Linked DNA regions of Homo sapiens: region 2 is linked to region 1. Evidence: read pairs that join two places in POLR2A ChIA-PET (ENCODE). Cell type or tissue: endothelial cell of umbilical vein. All regions are shown on one strand. Each heading gives the region's core, and the rest is flanking DNA. Links, peaks and the distances in the headings are about the cores only. Region 1 overlaps UNC13A (unc-13 homolog A). Region 2 overlaps JAK3 (Janus kinase 3).

Region 1 (10,466 bases), core at 3,293-5,792:
TACAGGCACACGTCACATGGCTAGCTAATTTTTAATTTTTTTTGTAGAGAGGTGGCCTCACTTTGTTGCCCAGGCTGATCTCAGTGAATACTTATCAGGCTCTAAGGCTGAGCAGGACCTTGTGCCAGGCATTTCTTGAAGAATCTGTGTTTGGTTTTGTTGTTGTTGTTTGAGACAGAGTCTCACTCTGTCACCCAGGCTGGAATGCAGTGGGGAAATCTCAGCTCACTGCAACCTCCGTCCGCCTCCTGGTTTCAAGCGATTCTTGTGCCTCAGCCTCCTGAGTAGCTGGGATTACAGGCCCGCACCACCACGCCTGGCTAATTTTTGTATTTTTAGTAGAGACGGGGTTTTGCCATGTTGGCCAGGCTGGTCTTGAACTCTTGGCCTCAAGTGGTCCACCCATCTTGGCCTCGGCCTTCCAAAGTGCTAGGATGACAGGTGTAATCCCAGCGCCTGGCCATTTTGTTTTTAATTTGAGGCAGACGCTGTCACCCAGGCTGGAGTGCAATGGCGAAATCTCAGGTCACTGCAGCCGCCACCTCCTGGGCTATGTTGCCCAGGCTGGTCTCGAACTCCTGGCCTCAAATGATCCTCCCACCTTGGCCTCCCAAAGTGCTGGGATTACAGGCATGAGCCTCCATGCCTAGCCTTCTTGGGGAAACTGAAACAGATTTCTTTAACTGCCCCACGAGGGGTACATCATTCCACAGATGAGATACTGAGAGCCAAAGGAGATTCAACCACTTGTCCGAGGAACCTTCCCCTGCAGGGGTCCCGGGACTTGGGGAGTGGGGAGTGGGGTTGGAAGAAGCACTGAGAGGCCCAGGAAAGACCCTTCCCCGCGAAGCCAGCAAAGCACGGGATGGGGGCACCCAGCACTGCCTCCCTCCCCCCTTCTTACTAGCTTTGGCCTTGGTCTGACCCCTCACCTGACCCACCACTGTCCAATTCCCCCTGGCACCCCCGGCACCCCAGTCTGGCCCGGATTGAGCTTGCTATGAAGCATCGGCCTGGGGGAGGGCGGGGCGGCTGAGCATGTGACTGGTGGCGGGGGGTGGGGGTGGAATGGGAGCCTGAGGCAACAAGGAAGACGGCCTGGGGCGTGCAGCAAAGACCGGGGCCACATACCCCAGTACTGGGGTGATGGGGGTCTCCAGGCCCCTGTGCTCCCCAACCCTCAGTCACTTCCTGTCCAGCGTGAGGTAACCCAATCAGCGTTTGACTGACCCAACCTCCCACCCTCACCTCTGACTTTCCCCTTCTTCTCCCCGTGCATGGGGTGGTCCAGGAGTGGGGAGTTGCCTGGTGGGGGGTGGGGAGGGGTTGGTGGAGGTGCTGGCGGTCACAGGTCCACAGGCCCCACAGGATGCCCTTTTGAGTCACAGAAGGCGGGACCGGGAGAGATTCTTTTAAGCTGCCCCATCAGTGATCCCCATTGGCACCATGGAGGACACGGCTGGTGGCCCCAAACAGAAGCCCACCACACCATGATTCAAGCAGACAAGGGAACTTTTTGACTCCATAATGGAAAAATTAGGGGTTGAGGCCTGGCGCGGTGGTGCATGCCTGTAATCCCAGCACTTTGGGAGGCCAAGTTGGGCGGATCACTTGAAGTCAGGAGTTTGAGACCAGCCTGGCCAACATGGTGAAACCCCATCTCTACTAAAAATAACAAAAATTAGCCAGGCGTGTTGGTGGATGCCTGTAATCCCAGCTACTCAGGAGGCTGAGGCAGGAGAATCGCTTTAACCTGGGAGGCGGAGGTTGCAGTGAGCCGAGATGGTGCCATTACACTCCAGCCTGGTGACACAGCAAGACTCTATCTCAAAAACAAAAAAGAAGGCCAGGTGCGGTGGCTCATGCCTGTAATCCCAGCACTTTGGGAGGCCGAGGCGGGCAGATCACCAGGTCAAGAGATCGAGACCATCCTGGCCAACATGGTGAAACCCCGTCTCAAAACTACAAAAATTAGCTGGGTGTGGTGGTGTGCACCTGTAGTCCCAGCTACTCAGGAGGCTGAGGCAGGAGAATCGCTTGAACCTGGGAGGCCGAGGTTGCAGTGAGCCGAGATTTCGCCATTGCACTCCAGCCTGGGCGACAAAGCAAGACTCCATCTCAAAAAAAAGAAAAAAAAAAAAAAAAAAAAAAGAAACTTAAGATTCTGCACTAGAAGGGAAATAGGGGTAAGGAAAATAAAAGATGCCGCTATGAGCTGTCACATCAGGAGGGATGAGGATTCTGGGCCAGGTGATGCAATGAGGTGACCTGTGGGGCTGGGTCAGAGTTAACAAGGGCAAGAATGGGGTGAGTGGGGAGAGGTAATAGTAACCTATTGGAAAGGGCCACTATTGGAAGGGGTGTTGCAGGTCACAAAAACCACTTTGATTATCTCAGAGTGAGGTGGGAGCCATGGAAGAGTTTGGTTTTGCTTTGTTTTGTTTTTTGAGACAGTCTTGCTCTGTCACCCAGACTGAAGTGCAGTGGCGGGATCATAGCTCACTGCAGCCTCAACCAGCTGGGATTAAGCGATCCTCCTGCCTCAGCCTCCTAGATAGCTGGGACTACAGGTGCATGCATCACCACACCTGGCTAATTTTCTTTTCTCTCTCTTTTTTTTTTGAGACAGGGTCTCTCTCTGTCACCCAGGCTGGAGTGCAGTGGTGCAATCTCAGCTCACTGCAACCTCTGCCTCCCAGGTTCAAGTGATTCTCCTGTCTCAGCTTCCCAAGTAGCTGGGATTACAGGCGTGCACTACCACACCCGGCTAATTTTTGTATTTTTAGTAGAGACAGGGTTTCGCCATGTTGGCCAGGATGGGCTTGAACTCTTGACCTCAAGTTATCTGCCCACCTCAGCCTCCCAAAATGCTAGGATTACAAGCATGAGCCTCCCAAAGTACTGGGGTTACAGGCATGAGCCACCACTGCCCGACCCATGGAAGAGTTTTGAGCAGAGGAGGGACATGATCTGACTTTTAAATGTTATTTATTTATTTTTTAATTTTCTGAGACAGGGTCTTGCTCTGTCACCCAGGTTGAAGTGCAGTGGTGCGATCTCGTCTCACTGCAGCCTGGACCCTTCTGAGCTCAAGTGTTCCTCCCACCTCAGCCACCAGAGTAGCTGGGGCTACAAGCACGCCCCACCATGGCCACTAATTTTTGTATTTATTGTAGAGATGGGGTTTTGCCATGTTGCCCAGGCTAGTCTCAAACTCCTGAGCTCAAGTGAGTTTGCCTCACCCTCCCAAAATGCTGGGATTACAGCTGTGAGCCACCGCGCCCTGCCGACATGATCTGACTTAATAGGATTTTTCTGGCTGGTATACTGAGAGTAGATGAAAGAGTGGAAGGAAGACCAGCAAGGAGGCTACTGCAATAGTCCAGGCATGGGATGCTGGGGGCAGGTGTAGGATACAGGGAAAAGACATGGCTCTGCTTCTGGATGTATTTTGAAGGTAGAGCTGGCAGGATTTTCCAGTTTATGGGCACCTAGGGAGGAAGTGAAGACAAAGAAGAGTGTCAAATATTGAGGTGCAGGGTCAGTTTGAGGACCCACGGAGGAGAAAATGACAAAAGGGGGTTGGAGGGAGTGACAACTATGTAGGATGAGAATCGAGTTGGTGACATTGTTGCAGCCAAGAGGACAAACAGCCACAGGAGGCCAGGGTGCCAGATGCTGCCAAGATGTAATGTAACATGAAGACTGAATTTTGACAACATGGCAATCAATGGAATAAGAAAAAAGAAAAGAATTGCATTAGGCTCAGAGAGGTTAAGCAATCTACCCAAGATCACACAGCAAGGCAGTAAAAGGCCAGAACCCAGGATTCTTGGCTTCCCAAGAGCACCTCCCATCCTGGCCCCCCATCAGTGCCTCCCTATCAGGGCTGATGACCTGGTGCCGCCAGCACAGGTGGGTGGGAGGCCGTCAAGGTCCCTCCTGGTGGGTGGGAAAGAACAGAGCTCACGCTGACCATCCTCCCCTGCCCTGCCCAGGCTTGGGTGTAGAAGACCCTGTGGGTGAAGTCTCTGTCCATGTTGAGCTGTTCACTCATCCAGGAACTGGGGAACACAAGGTCACAGTGAAAGGTGAGTGGTCTGAGGTGGGAGGGACTTGCTAGGTTCTAAAACAGAAACCAAACTCAAACTGGCTTAAGCAACACCCTTTTTTTGTTGTTGTTGTTTAATGGTCCATGAAACGGAAACGTCCAAAGGTGGCCACCTTCAGGCATGGCTGGATCCAGCAGTGTAAACAGTTTTGTAAGACTGAATCCCACTTTCTCCATCTCTCAGCCCTGCTTTCCTTTTCTTGGCTTTTGTTGACTAGAACACAGATTGGGCTGTTTTTGACATGGCTTAAATAAGACAGAATTAGGCCAGGCACGGTGGCTCATGCCTGTAATCCCAGCACTTTGGGAGGCCAAAGCTGGCGGATCAGGCCAGGAGTTCAGACCAGCCTGGCCAACATGGTGAAACCCTGTTTCTACTAAAAATTCAAAAAGTAGCTGGGTGTGGTGGCGTGTGCTTGTAATCCCAGCTACTCAGGAGGCTGAGGTGGGAGGATCGCTTGAACCCGGGAGGTGGAGTTTGCAGTGAGCTGAGATTGCGCCACTGCACTCCAGCCTGGGTGACAGAGTGAGACTCCATGTAAACAAACAAACAAAAATGATAGAATTGGTTTTTCTCTGGGATAACAGTTTAAGTAGCAACCAGCCTCGAGCTGATATGGAGGCTTCGCAGTGTTGGTGATCTGTGCTGCTGCCATCTTTTGTTGCATTTTCATCCCTAATGTGTTGTTGTTGTTGTTTGTTTGTTTTAGAGGCCAGAGTCTCACTCTGTTGCCCAGGTTGGAGCGCTGTGGTGCAATCACAGCACACTGCAGCCTCAAACTCCTGGGCTCTAGCGATCCTCCTGCCTCAGCTTCCGGAGTCGCTGGGATTGCAGGCATGCAGCATCACACCTGGCTACTTTTTAAATTATATTTTTGTAGAGATGGTGTCTCACTATGGTATCCAGGCTGGTCTCAAACTCCTGGCCTCAAGCAGTCCTCCCACCTGGGCCTCCCAAAGTGCTGGGATTCCAGACGTGAGCCACCATACCTGGACCCAAATGTGTTTTTCCTCCACTATAGGGTCACAAAGAGCTCAGCCCCCACAAGCATTGCAGACTGCGGCTAGAGGAAGGAGAAAGTTTGGGGTTCACTCCCTGCCTTTTAAGCCACAGTGGAGAAGTAGTACACGTGATTTTTTTCTCTCACCTCATTGGCCAAAACATAGTCATATGACCACACTTAGCTTCATGGCAATGCTGGGAAATGTAGTCTTTATTTCAGACAGGGTTTTTGGCGGCGGGCGAGGGGTGGGGTGTTTTTATTTTTTATTTTTTTTAGACAGGATCTTGCTTTGTCACACAGGCTGGAGTGCAGTGGCACAATCTCAGCTCACTGCAACTGCCGCCACCCAGGCTCAAGCAATCCTCCTGCTTTAGCCCCACAAGTATGTGGGACTACAGGCGCGTGCCACCACGCCCAGCTGATTTTTGTATTTTTCGTAGAGACAGGGTTTCACCATGTTGCCCAGGCTGGTCTCAAACTCCTGGACTCAAGTGATCCACCCGCCTTGGCCTCCCGAAGTGGTGGGATTACAAGCGTGAGCCACTGCGCCCAGCCTTGGGCAGGTTTTGAGAGCCACAAACATCTACTTTTTCCAACTGGGAGAACCTGACCTGTCTTACCCTCTACTTCCTCCAACAGTGGTGGCTGCCAATGACCTCAAGTGGCAGACTTCTGGCATCTTCCGGCCGTTCATCGAGGTCAACATCATTGGGCCCCAGCTCAGCGACAAGAAACGCAAGTTTGCGACCAAATCCAAGAACAATAGCTGGGCTCCCAAGTACAATGAGAGCTTCCAGTTGTGAGTTTGGGATGCTTTGAAGAGCATGGGGGCAAGGGAGGGGGCATCCGCCAGGTGAACCCCAAAGCCAGCTAGGCAGGAGGTATCTGGAATCTGGGCCCGGGAATGGGAGGGGCCACATTCTAGGTGGGGGTGCTGGAAAGGGAGACCCCTTAGTAGTGCAGGAATGACATCAGGGAGGGGACACGAGGATGGAGGTCACCTTTGGGGGCTGGCAGATCCAAGGGGAGGCAATGAGTAGAGTGGGGTAACTTCATGATGAAGACTTGCAGAGGGGAGGGAAAGTCTGGGCAGGAAGTGCATGGTGGGCAGGGCCATTGCTGGGGCTGGAGACTCTGTCTGGTGAAGGAATGAGGGTGGCAGTGATGACGCTTATGAGCGGGGGGCTGAGGGACCTGGGGACAGGACTGAGGTTGCATGGGGGTGGGGACTACTGGAGTCTACATTGAGCCTTGTCAGGACCGTTGGGGCAGCCCATCTGGAGGAGTCGGCTCTGGGGACAGGAGTGGAGTGTAGATGGATCCCAGGCTTGGGGGTGGGTGTCACGTGGGGTGGAGGTGGGGTCACATTGGATGGAGGTTCTTGGAGTTGGGAGTGGGCCTAGGCTGCGGGTATCAGGATAGGGTCTAGAGGATGCTGATGATGTGGACAGCATAAAAAAGTCTGCTCTGGCCGAGTGTGGTGGCTCACACCTGTCATCCCAGCACTCTGGGACGCCGAGGCAGACAGATCACCTGAGGTCAGGAGTTCAAGACCAGCCTGGCCAACATGGTGAAACCCCGTCTCTACTAAAAATACAAAAAAAAAAAAAAAAATTAGCCGGGTGTGGTGGCGCACGCCTGTGATCCCAGCTACTCGGGATGCTGAGGCAGAAGAATCGCTTGAGTCCGGGAGGCGGAGGGTGCAGTGAGCCAAGATCGAGCCATTGCACTCCAGCCTGGGCAACAAAAGCGAAACTCCACCTCAAAAAAAAAAAAAAAGTCTGCTCTGGCCGAGCATGGTGGCTCACGCCTGTAAGCTCAACACTTTGGGAGGCCAAGGTGGGCAGATAACTTGAGGCCAGGAGTTCGAGACCAGCCTGGCCAACATGGTGAAACTCCATCTCTATTAAAAATATAAAATATGGCTGGGTGTGGTGGCTCACACCTGTAATCCCAGCACTTTGGGAGGCCAAGGCGGGCAGATCACGAGGTCAGGAGATCGAGACCATCCTGGCTAACACGGTGAAACCCCGTCTCTACTAAAAATACAAAACCTAGCCAGGCGTGGTGGCGGGCGCCTGTAGTCCCAGCTACTCGGGAGGCTGAGGCAGGAGAATGGCGTGAACCCGGGAGGCAGAGCTTGCAGTGAGCCGAGATCGCACCACTGCACTCCAGCCTGGGCAACAGAGCAAGACTCCGTCTAAAAGAAATATATATTATATAATTATATATAAAATATGTATTTATATTATATAATTATATATAAAATATGTATTTATATTATATTATATAATATATAATAAATATATATCATATAAATATATTTTTATATATTATATATAAATATATATATATTTATATACATATATAATATATATTTATATTATATATAAAATTATATATAGTATATATTATATAGTATAAATAAAATTATATATAGTATATATTATATTATATATAAAAGTATATATATTATATATTTCATATATTATATATTGTATATAATATAGTATATACAAAAAATATTAGCTGTGTGTTGTGGTGGGCGCCTGTAATCCCAGCTACGCGGGAGGCTGAGACAGGAGAATCGCTTGAACCCAGGAGGTGGAGGCTGCAATGACCCAAGATGGCGCTACTGCAGTCCAGCCTGGGCTACAGAGTGAGACTCAAAAAAATAAAAAATACAGAAATTAGCCGGGTGTGGTGGCAGGCGCTTGTAATCCCAGCTACTCCAGAGGGTGAGGGGTACGAGAATCGCTTGAACCCAGGAGGCACAGGTTGCAGTGAGCCATGATTGTACCACGGCACTCCAGCCTGGGCGACAGAGCAAGACTCTGCCTCAAAAAAAAAAAAAAAAAAAAAGTCTGTTCACGGGGGTAGATGGATGGTGGTGGTTAGCAAGGGTAGAGTTGGGGTCATCCGGGGTAGATCCTTGGGTCGAGTGTCAGCCTCACAGAGCACTGGGGCAGGGCAATGTTGTTGGATGTTCTTAGGAGACAGAAGTGCAGAAGAAAGTAGTCCCAGCTACCTGGGAGGCTGGGGCAGGAAGATCGCTTGAGCTCAGGAGTTTAAGGCTGCAATGAGCTATGATTGTGCCACTGCACTCCAGCCTGGGTGACCGACATAGCGAGACCCTGTCTTTAAAAAAACAAAAAACTATGGGCCAGGCGCGGTGGCTGACGCTTGTAATTCCAACACTTTGGGAGGCCAAGGCAGTGGATCACCTGAGGTTAGGAGTTCGAGACCAGCGTGGCCAACATGGTGAGACCCCCCCCCCCGCCACCCCCATCTGTACTAAAAACACAAAAAATCAGCCCGGTGTGGTGGTGCATGCCTGTAATCCCAGCTACTAGGGAGGCTGAGGCAGAAGAATCGTTTGAACCCGGGAGACAGAGGTTGCAGTGAGCCGCGATTGTGCCACTGCACTCCAGCCTGGGTGACAGAGGGAGATGCCCACTCAAAAAATAAAAATAAATAAAAATAAATAAAAATGCACAGGGGTAAGGGTAAATCAGAGCTGGTTAGCTGGTATTATCTAGGGGGCCTGGGAGCTCTTATGGGACAAGATTGAAGCCAGTTCCATGTCGTGTCAGCACAGGGCTCTTGGTCAGAAGGTTTTGGGGCGATTGGCCCCTTTAGGGGATACTCAGGAGGAGAAGCATGGTCTAGTGGGAGGTCAGATGTCAGCCAGGGTGGGCCGGAGTACTTCAGGGATAGAGGTACAACCTGGGAGGTGGACAAGAGGGAGAAGCTGGGCGTGACCCTGTAGGAGGGGCTCTTATCCAGCTGGCGTCAGGGCAGGTCACTGGGACTGCTTAGGGGCAGGAGCACAGGTGAGGGGCATGCGGGAGGCGGTGTCACCCATGGTGAGGCACCAGGGCAGGCTCATGTCTGGAGGGCATCTTGGAAGTAAGAGGGGTGGGCTGGGGGTGTGGGGGGCTGGGGAAAGGGCCACGTCGTGGGTCTAGAGGAGAGCCTGGTTAAAGAGCTTCTGGGTGGGACATTAGGGGCAGGGCCGTGCGGGCAGCAGTTCAGCCGGCAGAGGGCACAGGCGCGGGTATCTCAGGGTGGGAGCATGGCCTTGCAGGGCGGTGTCTGAGGGGCGGGAGCTGGATGTAAAACTATGCGGTCATTTTTCGGTGGGTGGAAAAATGGGAAGAACAGGCGTGGGCGTGGCCCAGCTCGGGGTCAGCTGCTGTGGGCGCGGCCAAGCACAGGGTTGTAGGTCAAGTAACGGGGCAGGGGCGGGGCTAGCGTAGCGTGGGAGGTGACAGGTGTGGGCACCCCGGTGTGGGCGTGGCCCGCAAATGCGGTGGGGACGGGGCCGTGGGCGGGGCATCACAGTAGGTGTGGCCTGTCTCACGTTCCGCCCCTCCCCACGCAGCACGCTGAGCGCCGACGCGGGTCCCGAGTGCTATGAGCTGCAGGTGTGCGTCAAGGACTACTGCTTCGCGCGCGAGGACCGCACGGTGGGGCTGGCCGTGCTGCAGCTGCGTGAGCTGGCCCAGCGCGGGAGCGCCGCCTGCTGGCTGCCGCTCGGCCGCCGCATCCACATGGACGACACGGGCCTCACGGTGCTGCGAATCCTCTCGCAGCGCAGCAACGACGAGGTGGCCAAGGAGTTCGTGAAGCTCAAGTCGGACACGCGCTCCGCCGAGGAGGGCGGTGCCGCGCCTGCGCCTTAGCGCGGGCGGTCGGCCGAGCGGCACTGCGCCTGCGCGGAGGGCGCTGGGCGGGGAGGGACGGGGCTTGCGCCTTGGTGGGACCTCCCCAGGGGCGGGGCTCGGGGGGCTCCACGCCAAGGGTGGGCTGCGCCTACGCCCTTGACTCAGCTTTCCCTTTTGGGGAATTAGGAATGGAGGATGCCCCGCCCTCTCGGGAGGCCACGCCCAAGGGCGCGACGAAGGAAGGAGCCACATCCCCAACTTGAGGCCACGCCCCCAGCACCTAGGGGGCATTTTGAGCTGGGATGGGGGAAACCTCGTCCCTATGGAGGAGGCCACATCCCGGGGCTCTGGTACCGGGAGGCACCACCTCATGTCCCCTGGAAAAGCCATAAGATGGGACCCAGACCCCTGGGACCCCAGACCAATTGCCAAGTATGGAAATCTCAGCTCCCTCGAGGGGGGGCCCTGGGCAAGGGGTAGGGCTCTCTGGAGCGCCCCTCTAGGTGGCCTGGGGACTGGAGGGACCAGGATGCTGGTTGGAGGGCCCCGGAATACCGGAGTCCCTTTAGATATTTGTGCAAAAAATAAATGGGGGGAGGGGGGAGGATGGGATTTCAAAAGCACATGCGCCCTTGGGCGCCCAAACCCTGGGGGCCGAGGGGACGGCTCTGGTTCCCCACGCTG
Region 2 (2,500 bases), core at 1-2,500, 220 kb before region 1:
CCTTACCAGTTGTGAAACCTTAACTTTTCTGAGCCTCAGTTTCTCCAGCTGAAAAATGGGCCATTGTGATATTTACTTTGTTGTTGTTGTTGTTTGTTTGTTTTTTTGAGACAGAGTCTCGCTCTGTCACCCAGGCTGGAGGCAGTGGCTCAATCTCGGCTCACTGCAACCTCTGCCTTCCAAGTTCAAGTGATTCTCCTGCCTCAGCCTCCAGAGTAGCTGGGATTACAGGAGCGTGCCACCACACCCGGCTAATTTTTGTGTTTTTAGTGGAGATGGGTTTTCACCATGTTGGCCAGGCTGGTCTTGAACTCCTGACCTCAAGTGAGGCTTCCAAAGTGCTGGGATTACAGGCGTGAGCCACTGCACCTGGCCGTGATATATAAACACATCAATGTATGTTGTAGAAAGTACTCAAGAGATATTAGCAATGTGTCATTGTTGCGGTTCCCATATTACAGTCAGCAAAACTGAGGTCGAGAGGGACACAAGGTCCCACTGTGAAAGGGGGGAAGAATGGGGGGACGAGCAGGGCTGGGCCCTGCTGTGACAGATCCTGCCTTCTCCAGGCCGCCAGAGCCTGCGGCTGGTCATGGAGTACCTGCCCAGCGGCTGCTTGCGCGACTTCCTGCAGCGGCACCGCGCGCGCCTCGATGCCAGCCGCCTCCTTCTCTATTCCTCGCAGATCTGCAAGGTGCGAGGGGGCGCCCCGGGACTTGTGGGGATTCAGCTGGCACGGCCTGGGCAGGGGTCTGCTTGGAGGTCGCGGTGAAGGCTGAGGAGTGGTTTGGGGTCCAGGTCTCGGGAGTGGTGGGGTTGGCTTAGGGCTCAGGATCAGAACTTCAGTGGAGGATGGCTCGGGGGTAGGGTTATAGTTGGGGTCTGGGTTGGGGTGCCAGGTCACGCTTGGGGTACCTGCCGGATTATCCTGGGATCCTCTCTGCACGCTCACACCGCCCGCCCGCAGGGCATGGAGTACCTGGGCTCCCGCCGCTGCGTGCACCGCGACCTGGCCGCCCGAAACATCCTCGTGGAGAGCGAGGCACACGTCAAGATCGCTGACTTCGGCCTAGCTAAGCTGCTGCCGCTTGACAAAGACTACTACGTGGTCCGCGAGCCAGGCCAGAGCCCCATTTTCTGGTGGGGAACCCGCGCCTAGGCTCCGCCCCTATTCCCCACGGCTCTGGCTCCGCCCCCAGCCATGCCCCCGCCCCCTCCCGCTGCTTTGCTCCCCAGCCTTAGCCCCGCCCTTCCTCCGCTGCAGCTTTGGCCCCTCCCACTCCCCAGAGCCCCGCCCCCTCAACAGCACTGGCTCCTCTGTCTCCCGCTGCCCTGCTGTCAGCGGCCCCCAGCCTTAGCCCCGCCCTTCTCTCAGCTCTCGCCCCGCCCAAGCTTCAGAACCCCACCCCTCCAACACGCTGGCTCCGCCCCTCAGGGCTGGCCCCCTCTTAGTTCCGCCCTTCCCCCCGCCCAGTTCTGGCCCCTCCCCCTCCCACGGCTCTGGCCCCGCCCCCATCTCCGCCCCTCCGTGCTGCCCCCGCCTCCTCCCCACAGCCTTAGCTCTTCCCAGGCACCTCCCAGGGCTGGAGAATCCACCTATCCCACAGCCAGGGAAACCGAGACCCTGGAGACGGGACTGACCTGCTCACAGTCCCCACCTACCCTGACCAGTTCCCCATTCCAAGGCTGCCCCCCTCTTCCTGTCCTTTCTACACCCTCGCATCTCAAGACCTTGTCCCCTCTCCAGGTATGCCCCCGAATCCCTCTCGGACAACATCTTCTCTCGCCAGTCAGACGTCTGGAGCTTCGGGGTCGTCCTGTACGAGCTCTTCACCTACTGCGACAAAAGCTGCAGCCCCTCGGCCGTGAGTCGGCTTCCCAGAGCCCCCAGCCTTCTTCTCCCTCCACGCCCCTCGTGGCCAATCTCCAACCTGTCTGCGCCTGCGTCCCTCTTTAGCATGGGGTCACCTGGTCCCAGCATCATAGGCCCCAGTGGGGAGGACGCTTCCTCACCTTTCTGACCCCTTCACGGTTCAGGCAGCCCCTCCCCGCTCCATCACAGATGGCCCCTACCCCCACCACGGGTGGCCCCTCCCCCTCCACCCACGGAGGCTCCTCCCCCACCACATGCGCTCCTCCTTGGCTCCAGGAGTTCCTGCGGATGATGGGATGTGAGCGGGATGTCCCCGCCCTCTGCCGCCTCTTGGAACTGCTGGAGGAGGGCCAGAGGCTGCCGGCGCCTCCTGCCTGCCCTGCTGAGGTGAGCGCCGCAGGGCTAGCCTCAGTTTCCCAGTCTGTAGATTGGGCCGGGGTCTCGGGCAAGCCAGCTGGCGCCTGAGTCTCTGTACTGAGAAGAAAGGCTAGAGTGTGAGGCCGATGAGGATCCTGGCCCCCACTTGGCTACTCTCTCACTGTGTGGCAAGTCAGAGCACTTTCAGAGCCTCAGTTTACCCTTTTCCAAAATGAGAATAGTAATGCCTTATAGGGTGAGGGAAGATTA

The links. Peaks named below come from ENCODE experiments on the same cell type or tissue, not always from the same donor. Only the 100,000 strongest peaks of a DNase experiment are listed, where the experiment ranks them.
Region 2: POLR2A ChIA-PET joins it to region 1 with 8 read pairs; 4 of 35 experiments call an interaction of 5 or more read pairs at or near these places.

Annotation. Positions count from the first base shown.
Region 1 is chr19:17,605,388-17,615,853 of GRCh38, reverse strand. It overlaps UNC13A (unc-13 homolog A), which reads left to right. Exons shown (of 44, transcript NM_001080421.3): 42 at 3,999-4,091; 43 at 5,755-5,914; 44 at 9,500-10,466. The coding sequence ends at 9,800. Among named protein-coding and RNA genes, the nearest start is that of COLGALT1, 55 kb to the right of the region's middle. RefSeq lists silencers at 9,194-9,413, 9,784-10,043 and enhancers at 9,128-10,032, 10,033-10,466. In endothelial cell of umbilical vein, for the core only: no CTCF peak of the experiment used is centred there; no DNase peak of the experiment used is centred there.
Region 2 is chr19:17,829,868-17,832,367 of GRCh38, reverse strand. It overlaps JAK3 (Janus kinase 3), which reads left to right. Exons shown (of 24, transcript NM_000215.4): 20 at 570-694; 21 at 968-1,140; 22 at 1,748-1,865; 23 at 2,150-2,260. Among named protein-coding and RNA genes, the nearest start is that of INSL3, 9.6 kb to the right of the region's middle. RefSeq lists enhancers at 146-729, 730-1,314 and a silencer at 1,286-1,335. In endothelial cell of umbilical vein, for the core only: no CTCF peak of the experiment used is centred there; a DNase peak (open chromatin) is centred at 1,357.